Linked DNA regions of Homo sapiens: region 1 is linked to region 2. The links are chromatin contacts, found by Hi-C in ENCODE. All regions are on one chromosome and are shown on one strand. The core of a region is the stretch at or near the end of the contact, and the rest is flanking DNA. Distances in the headings are between cores, read along the strand shown. Region 1 holds the start of COPS9 (COP9 signalosome subunit 9). Region 2 holds the start of SCLY (selenocysteine lyase).

Evidence for each region. Hi-C counts contacts between places; a loop is a spot of excess contacts on that map. Pooled maps may share reads with other maps.
Region 1: a loop to region 2 is called in a map of CD8-positive, alpha-beta T cell, with 12 times the contacts of the local background. The contact joins the promoter of COPS9 here to the promoter of SCLY in region 2. A Hi-C loop is called at or near these places in 1 of 168 maps with a recorded cell type or tissue (CD8-positive, alpha-beta T cell), 1 of 37 single-sample maps with no recorded cell type and 6 of 50 pooled maps.

The regions. Positions count from the first base shown.
Region 1 is chr2:240,134,601-240,139,018 of GRCh38, reverse strand. COPS9 (COP9 signalosome subunit 9) reads left to right here and starts at 2,714. Exons shown (of 3, transcript NM_001163424.2): 1 at 2,714-2,797. The coding sequence starts at 2,735. RefSeq lists enhancers at 2,193-2,302, 2,313-2,412 and a silencer at 2,853-2,902.
Region 2 is chr2:238,058,248-238,062,397 of GRCh38, reverse strand. SCLY (selenocysteine lyase) reads right to left here and starts at 1,397. Exons shown (of 12, transcript NM_016510.7): 1 at 1,255-1,397. The coding sequence starts at 1,343. The region is part of intron 8 of UBE2F-SCLY (UBE2F-SCLY readthrough (NMD candidate)); the gene reads right to left. RefSeq lists silencers at 1,188-1,637, 1,778-1,987.

The DNA of each region.
Region 1 (4,418 bases), core at 1,465-3,964, 2.1 Mb before region 2:
TGTGGGTTGTCTTTCAAGGACAGCTGCGCTCAGGCCCCACTTACTTTATTTCACAAATGAAGCTGGTTTTATTTTGATTCCTGGGGAGCACTTTCATAAACTCTTTCATAAATGTGCAACATTTCCATCCACATTGGCATCAACAAGGGATTTTATATCCTGGGCAGGCTCAGGACTGGCTTTCTGTGTCTCTCACTCATCCATTTCCCACAATGATCCTAGGGGGCACTGCAGTTCCCCCAGATTACGGGTGAGGAAACTGAGGCAGAGACATGCGGTCACAGCCTGACTTGTTAAGGTCACACAGCTGGTTAGGGGGTAGCTAGATTCTAGTCCAGGCACCCCCGCTCTGGGCCACTAAGCTGGGCAGCACACAAACCCACAGTCAGGGCTAGGCTGACTCCACACCATGACACACCCCTGGGAGCAGTGCCCAGGAGGCAGCAGGAAACGGAACTGAGAAACCCCACCTGTATCTGTCATCGGTCAGGGACAGCGGGGCCTGGGCAGGCTCTGTCTTCCAGGGACGGCTCTAGGCTTTGAGGATGCTGGGAGGAAGGGGGCTTCACCTGGGGCACTGGAAGACTGGGCAGGCAGCACGATGGTGTCTCAGGGATGGGCCTCCAGCAATAGGATGGCCTCTGCACAGGTGGTGAGCCCCCCATCCCTGTAGGGTGTACAAGCAGACCGTGGAGACCCACAGCTCCACCCCTTAGCTAGTAAAGACCTTGACTTAATGGGTCAATCTTCTTAGTCACTGCCAAGCCCCTGTTCCATCGGACTGACTTTCACTTGGGTCCTTCAGGGTGATGCACATTGGCATGGCATGAGGCTCACCCAATATCCACTGCCAGCTTCTCCCTGCGTCCCACACTGTCCACTCAGGCCAGGCGGCCCCTTTTCAGGCCACACACACCCCTCACATTTCAGCTCAATTCCTGTCCCTGGAACTACCCTCATCCATGCCGCCCCCCACTCCCCTTCTCTACAGCCTAACCCCCAAACCCAACTCCTCTAAGGCCTGTTAAAGGAAAACATTATTGGAAATTTTCAGAAGTTGTTCCGAACCCTGGAGACGGGTGTGGGGACCACTGCAACGGGATCTTGCAGTGGGGGAGGGAGACCAGGCTCAGCTCCGAACAGCACAGGCAGTGGGGGTTTGCGGCTGAGGAGCAGGTGGGGTCGCGGGTGGCAAATGACTGGGAGGAACACAGTGCGGGACGGGATGCTGGCTCGGCCGACCCCGCAGGGCTTTCGCTGAAGACAGGTCTGGGCCATCAGACATCCTGGGGATGCTGGGGGACCAGGAACCCGATCCAATATCCAGGGTGGGGGGCTCTGGCTAAACCAACTTAGCAGGGCTCTCTGCGAAAACTGAACCTGACAATGCAGTGCACAGATGGGCCTGGGAGGAGGTTAGGAGGCCACCGAAGTCTGGCTGAGCAAGGAATCTTTGGCAAAGTCTAGTTCCAGGACCTGTTGCTCTCTCTCCTTCCCTCCCCTGTTCTTCCTCTCTCCCTCTCTTCCTCCAACCTTCTCCCTCCTCTTACCCCTTTCCTTCTCCTTTCCCTCGCATTTCTGTCACATTCTTTTTTGTTGTTTTTTTCATTACGGTAAAACTTCACAAATTGTTTCCATCTTAACCACATTTCAGTGACGTTAAGCACATTCACGAACTGTGCAGCCATCACCAGCAGCCTCTACAGATCCTTTTCATCTGTCAAGGCTGAAAATCTGTCCCCACTAAACACGAACTCCCCATTTCCCCTTCCCCAGACCCTGATAACCCCCTTCTACTTTCTGTCTCTATGACTTTGACTCCTCTAGGGGCCTCGGCTGAGTGGAATCATGCGGTGTTTGTCTTAGGACTGGCCCGTTTCCCTCGGCAGAGCGTCCTCAATGTTCCTGCGCGTGGCAGCAGGTGTCGGCATTCCCTTCCTTTTAAAGGCTGAGTAATGTTCCACAGTGTGCATGGCCCACATTTGCTTATGCACGTATCCATCGATGGGCAGGGACAGCGGGGGACGCTTCCCTTTTTCATTTATTATAAATAACGCTGCTGTGAACGTGGGGTAAAGACGCCCCTTGGAGCCTCGGCTTTTGGTCCTCTGGGCTTGTGCCCGGAAGGGGAGTGCTGGGCCACGTGGGTGTCCGTGTTTGATTTTCTGGGACCTGCCCCCCCCCGTCTCCCGCCCCGGCTGCCGCGTCTCACTCCCCGCCGCGGTGCGAGGGGCCCCGTGTGCCGCGCACCCTTCCACCCGTGTTTTGCTGTTTTTTTGACTCTGGGCGTCCCAGGGGTGCAGCGGCCGTGGGGCCCTGGTTTGCTTTCACCTCTTCATCTGCTCACTGGCCGCGAGTGTGTCTTCTTCAGACAAACGTCTGAAGGTCAAGCCCTGGGCTCCTGTGAACCCGGCCGTCTTTGCGGCAGAGTCTGAGGCTCCTTCTTTATTCTGGATCCGGCCTCTGGTCGGAGGCGTGCTCTGCAGGCACTGCTCCCATTGCTGGCAGCCTTTTCTCCCCGTGGCCGCCCGGCCGCCCATCAGAGGCGTTGCAGACGCCCGCCCTCGCCAGCGCAAAGACAAACGCCGGTGGCCGCGGACGCGCCGGCGGCCGGGAGCACCCCAGCGGGCGGGCACCACAGAGGCGCGGTCCTCCGGCGTCTAGATCTGCCATGTGGCGCGCGCCGGAAGCGGCTCTGAGGCCGGAAGTGAGCCTAGAGCGCCGCGGCCCCGAGATGAAGCCGGCGGTGGACGAGATGTTCCCCGAGGGCGCCGGGCCCTACGTGGACCTGGACGAGGTGGCACGGGCCCGGCGGGAGTCTCCGAGCGTGGGGAGCGGGGAAGGGGGAGCGGAAGGGCGGCGTCCTGGTGCGCGGGTCCCGGGGAGGGGAGGCCGGGCGGGTGGGCGATGGGCGCGGCTCCCAGGCTCCCTGCCCCGCGGAGAGCAAATCCCGGTTTCTCCGAGCACCTGGTGAAAGGCGGCGACCGACCGCGGCGGGAAGCGTGTGCCCTAGCCCGGGGGACCAGGAGGCGCAGCCTGAGGGTTGAGTGCCTGCTGGGTGCCCCCACGGCCCCCGGGAACACACCCGTGGTCAGAGGAGTTGCGTTTGCTGCTCTTCGATGGCTGCAGCACCCCATGGGGGCCCGCGGTGCGTCTCCATAACCTCGTGTGGGATTTGAGCTCGTGTTAGGGGATTTGGGGGAAGAAAGTGGGCTTTACTGTGCCTTGGAAGCGAGGATAATTCTCCGATTGGGCCTCTTAATCTTAACTAGAATGAGGGAAGACTGGAGCAGCCGTCATTCCTGTCGGAGCGGAAAAGGAGACATCTGGCATTTATGTGCTTTGCGTAGTGGCCTCGTTCTTCTTTTTAATTATACAGGATTATACAGTCGTCTTGGGGTTTTGTTGGTCTCTATTGTGTTCACAGAGTGACCTTGTCTGATGTGAGCGTTCTGAGATGGTTTATGGTCAGCAGGAGAGCACCACAGCCTAGCTCAGAGTGGCAGGCCAGCTCCTACATGTCAGGGCCTTATGTGCTCTTTCTCAAAGCTTAGGGGCTGCAGAGGTGGTCAGAGGCAGCCCTTGTGCTTGTGGAGGTAATAGCATGGCAGAGCGGCTGATTGCAAATACCAGGTGTCATAGAAAGCCGAAGGCGCACCGACGGATGGACCCTCAGGGCTTTGAGGGGGCTCAGCAAAGGTACAGCTGAGGAGTCGACTCTGTGGCCAAATGCTGGGGGACACATTGGTGTTTGCCAGGTAGTGGGGGATGAAGGCCCGGCAGGAGCAGAGCCCTGGGTTGGGGGATGCCGACTGGCTCACCAAGGGAAGGGAATGTTGTGTCGTTTAACATGGTTGAGCGTGCAGTGCCAGAGAGAGGGGAGACAGTGGGTAGGGACTCTCTCCCTACCCAGATCGTGAAACCATCTGGAACCATGCTAAAGAGGGTGGCTCTGTGCACCCCGCTCCCGAAGCACTTCCATTAAACCCAGGCTTCTCAGTCCTGTTTTACAGTCCTAGGCTTCACAGTCCTAGGCGATGTGGAGCCACCGGAGGGCTTTACAGTGGGGAGTGAGAGGCTCCGACTTGCTCTGTAGGGTGGCAGCATTTACGGGTGAGAGGGTAGAAAAATGAGAGCAGGGAGAACAGGAGAGTTGAAGAGGGTGTGAATGAGGCAGATGGAGGTAGGGACAAGCTTCAAGTGGTAGAATGCGCGTGGCTTACTGTGCTGATGGGGACAGGGAGGGTGGCTGAGAAGCCAGGGGAGGAGACTGAGTGTCCTGGCTTTTCTGAGAGTGTCTGAAAGGGAACAAGGGCATGCAGCTATGTGGGGATCAGGGCAGGTCTGAGCAAGCGGCCTTGTGAATGCTGGGGCCAGGGCAGCAGCAGGACCTGTGGCCAGCTGTCCAGGGTGCTGCT
Region 2 (4,150 bases), core at 148-2,647:
AGGTACAAGGCTTTGACAAGTTTGACTCGCCATCCTTTACCACTCTGGTACTAGTATTAATAGTCCTAGGAATCCCCCAGCCCGGCTTGACTTTGCATGTGCCCTTATATCTGTTTTTCTTTCCTATAAATAAGCATCCAAAGTACCTTAGGCTAGCTAGTGTTTGTTGAGCGACTGTAGCTCTTCAATCTGCTGCTGGGCTGAACAAATCTATTTTGTTCAGATTAATACTTTACACATTCCTTTGCTTCATTATTTGCTGCTTCCTTAAAATGCTATCAGTATTGGATGAGCAGGCTCAACTTTGTTAGCTTCATAACCAAAAAATAAAAAATCTTGGGAATCTCGCTCCACTGATTCCCTAGGGGATATTTTCCCAGATCCCTTCACTTTGTTCCAACCAAGGTAGAATGCCAAATGTGTGTGCTTTAGGCCTGGACCCCCTCATATTCTAAGCATGGGTAGCGAATGAGCTCACAAAAAGGAAAAAGAGGGGTCTGGAAAGAAGACACACAAACCAGAAAATGCATACCCCTGCCTCCTGCTCTTCTCGGACTTAACTAGTATGGATACCACGTGCTTCGGGTCTCCGCGCTTCTCAGCGGTGGCCATCCCGTTTCCTGCAGCTGGGCCAGCAGTCTGGGAGAACCCTTGATTCCCTTTCACCTGCCCCAGTGCACCAGCTTCCTACCAACGCATCCGTTTCTGGGCGCACACCACATCTCTCTCCTAGGTTGTTACAAGATCCCCAACTGGCTTCCCGGCTTCCTCTCGTCCCATGCCTACCCGCGCCCCTACTTTCTAGGAAGCAGCCAGAAGGACTCCTTCAAAACACTTAAATTGCATCGCCCCGTGATCAACTTCCGAGGCCCCATAAGGCTCCGAATGAACCCCAAAGTTCTTCCCGGGCTCAGGGGCTCTGCCGGTTCACCTCCGGCAAGTCCCCTGCCCTTCGCATCTGCTGTGCCCTCTTCCTGGCAGGCTCTGCTTCCCCAGAACCTGCAAACCTCACCCCTGGAAGTCACTCGGGTTTCGGCCCCAAAGTCACCTCTCCGTGGGCCCTTGCGGGGCCACAGCTCGCACCCGCTCCTCCTTGAAGCTCGCATCCCTGACTTAGGCCGACCTCGCGGACATCCCCGCGCGGGACGCCCCACGCGAGAGCGGCCACAGGCCGGGAGCCCCCTTCGTCCTCCCGCGCGGGACAATCGGCGACAGGCGCCGGCCGCTCCCCAGCCCTGCCCTAAAGGCGCGCACCTCTCCGGCGAGTTGTGTTTCCCGCAGCCGCTGGGCTGACTCGCCGCGGGTGCCGGCGCATCCCTCCCCGGCGCCACGGCCGCCTCCATCCCCGCCCCACTGCTGCCGGGCATCCAGCCTCCTTCCCGCGGAGCGCTACGGGCCCAGAGCGCCGGGGAGGAGGCGGGGCCGCGACGCCCGGGCGCGTCCGGATTGGCTGAGCGAAGCACCCCAGCCAATCCACCCGCTTCAGAGGGCCGCCGAGCCCCCAGCGGGGAGGCGAGGCTGCGCTGGGTCAGGTGACGGGTGGGGGCGGGGCTTAGCGCGTCACAGAGCTTCCCGGGAACCGGGCGCTAGAAGCCGCGTCTCCTGGGCCGGCGGATCCCCGCACTTTCACTTCCGGGGGAGCCCCGTGACCTTTGCTGTCTGCGGCAGGGCCGCCATCGGGCCGCGGCCGGTTAGTCGGCGTAAGAGCAGGCGGGGCCCGAGCTGGACCTGAGGAGCAGAGGCGGCTGGGCAGTCCTGCGGGTGCCTCCCTCTAGCCGCATGAGCGCGGGACCGTGCACTCCGGGAGAGCCGGGGCCGCGCGGCCTTGTTCCCCGCGAACCCTCGAGGGGAAGTGCCGGGGCCGCGGCAGCAGGGCCAGGGCCCCGGGGGTCTCCCGCAGGCCACCCTGGACAGTGATGAGCAGGTCCGCTGGACCTGCGCGTCCGTTAGTCGGAGCGGCTCCATAGGGGACCTGGATGGCGTGAAGTTAAGAGTCACGCATCGAGGATGGACTTGAGGGGATCTGGAGTAGAGGATGGGAGGGCATTGAGAAAATAGGGCCAGAGATGAGGGACTCTAAGTGGGCGTGGAAACGCAGGAAAGATTAATTCAAGATCTGTTTAGGCCGTTAAATAGGAATTGGGGCATGAGGGACAGGAAGGAAGCAAGGATTAGACAAGTGACTGGGAAGATGTTAGTGCCTTTATCTGGGTAAGAGGGAAGACGGGAGGGGGAAAGATGATGGGTTTAGCTTTGGACATGTTGAGTTGTCTGTGAGACAGTCACAAGTGTAAACATCCACCAATGGTTGGTGTCCCGCCAACCATTAAGAAAAGTCAGTTGAGAAAGTGGTAGAAATGAGCAAAAATCCTCACGAAGCCATCCTACCGTCACTTTTTTTGTTGTTTTTTGTTTTTTTGGCATAATAGTGTCTACCTTTAATTGAGCCTTGAACTATGCCAGGCAGTGTTCTAGGTATTTTTCGTGTGTTCACTAATTTAATCTTGATGATTAACCCAGTCTGGTAGGTATTTATGTATGAGGAATCCAAGATACAGAAAGGCATCTTGCCCAAGTTCACACGAGTAGTGGCTGGAGCCAAAATTCGGTTTCAAGCATGCTTTGCCAAGAGGTTGAATTTTAATTGGCTTTTCATGGGCTTTCTCTATTTTGTGTCCTGTTGGGGTCCAGAATAACTTGGCTTTTCCAGCACAGCAAATCTGCAAATTTCTGGACTCATTCTCTCTCATTCTTCCCTATAAACGCAGCTCATTTCTTGCCAAATGCAGCCAATAGCAAAGGGCCCACCAACATTTAAGAAGCAAATGGATGCACAGGAGCATGAGAACAGTCAAAAGAGGAGGAAAGGAAAGGGAATTGAGAAGGAATGTCAAAAAAGTCAAGAAGACACATAATAGTGTAAAGTGTGGCTGAGAGGCAATCCGAAGTCTACTGTGCGTAACAATTAGGAGGCACTGATAAACTAGCGAGAGAAGTCTCAGTGATGGGAGAGGCATGGAAGTTAGAATGCAAAGATGGGATATGAAAAAATGAAGAATGCAGTCAACTCTTAAAACGGTTGAGAAAGGAGGAATTAAAAAGGCGTATAAGATTACAGGCAAGCTGGGCGCGGTGCTTCACCCCTGTAATCCTAGCACTTTGAAAGGCTGAGGTGGGTGGATCACCTAAGGTCAAGGGTTCGAGACCAGCCTGGCCAACATGGCAAAACTCCGTCTCTACTAAAAATACAAAAAGTAGCCGACTGTGGTGGTGCATGCTTGTAATCCCAGCTACTGGGGAGGCTGAGGCAAGAGAATCACTTGAACCTGGGAGGTGGAGGTTACACAGTGAAGCTGAAACCATGCCACTGCACTCCAGCCTGGGAGTCAGAGTGAGACTCCGTCTCAAAAAAAAAAAAAAAAAAAAAGATTAAGAGCAAATAGAGACTGAACATGTTCATAGGCTAAAGGGAGTTAGCCAACAGGACGTGCAAGGAAGAGGAGCCAAAGTCCTGGAGGAGACGATAGGGGATGAAGTTAAGAGTAAAGGTGGCTAGGGAAGTTGATAGGCATGGGGAGAATTCATTCTCTAAATCTGTTTGGAAGGCTGTAAGGATAGGAGCCCAAGGACAATGGACAAAGTGACGATTCATCCCAAGCACTCCTTGGGCCAGTTAGGCAGCAATAAGGTTTGTGTTTCCAGGTGAACATAGTGAGTGTAGTGGTGGAGTCAGACAAGATAGTGTCCAACATGGCTGGTGATACCCCGAAAGAATTGAGTACAAACATACAGAAGCCCAGGTGCTGAGGTAGCCCAGCTGAAAACAGTTTAGGGTACAACACGCAGCAGCAGCTACCACCATTCCAAGTATACTGGTCACACATGCAACAGATGACCTACCAAGATGTCTCTAATACAAACACAAGTGCCCCATAGTGGCCAGACATTTGAGGAATGGCATCTCCATGAAGATAGTGAGAGGTGACAGCGTGCTGGCAGCCCTGGCAGCCCTCGCTCGCTCTCGGCGCCTCCTCTGCCTGGGCTCCCACTTTGGTGGCACTTGAGGAGCCCTTCAGCCCACCGCTGCACTGTGGGAGCCCCTTTCTGGGCTGGCCAAGGCTGGAGCCGGCTCCCTCAGCTTGCAGCGAGG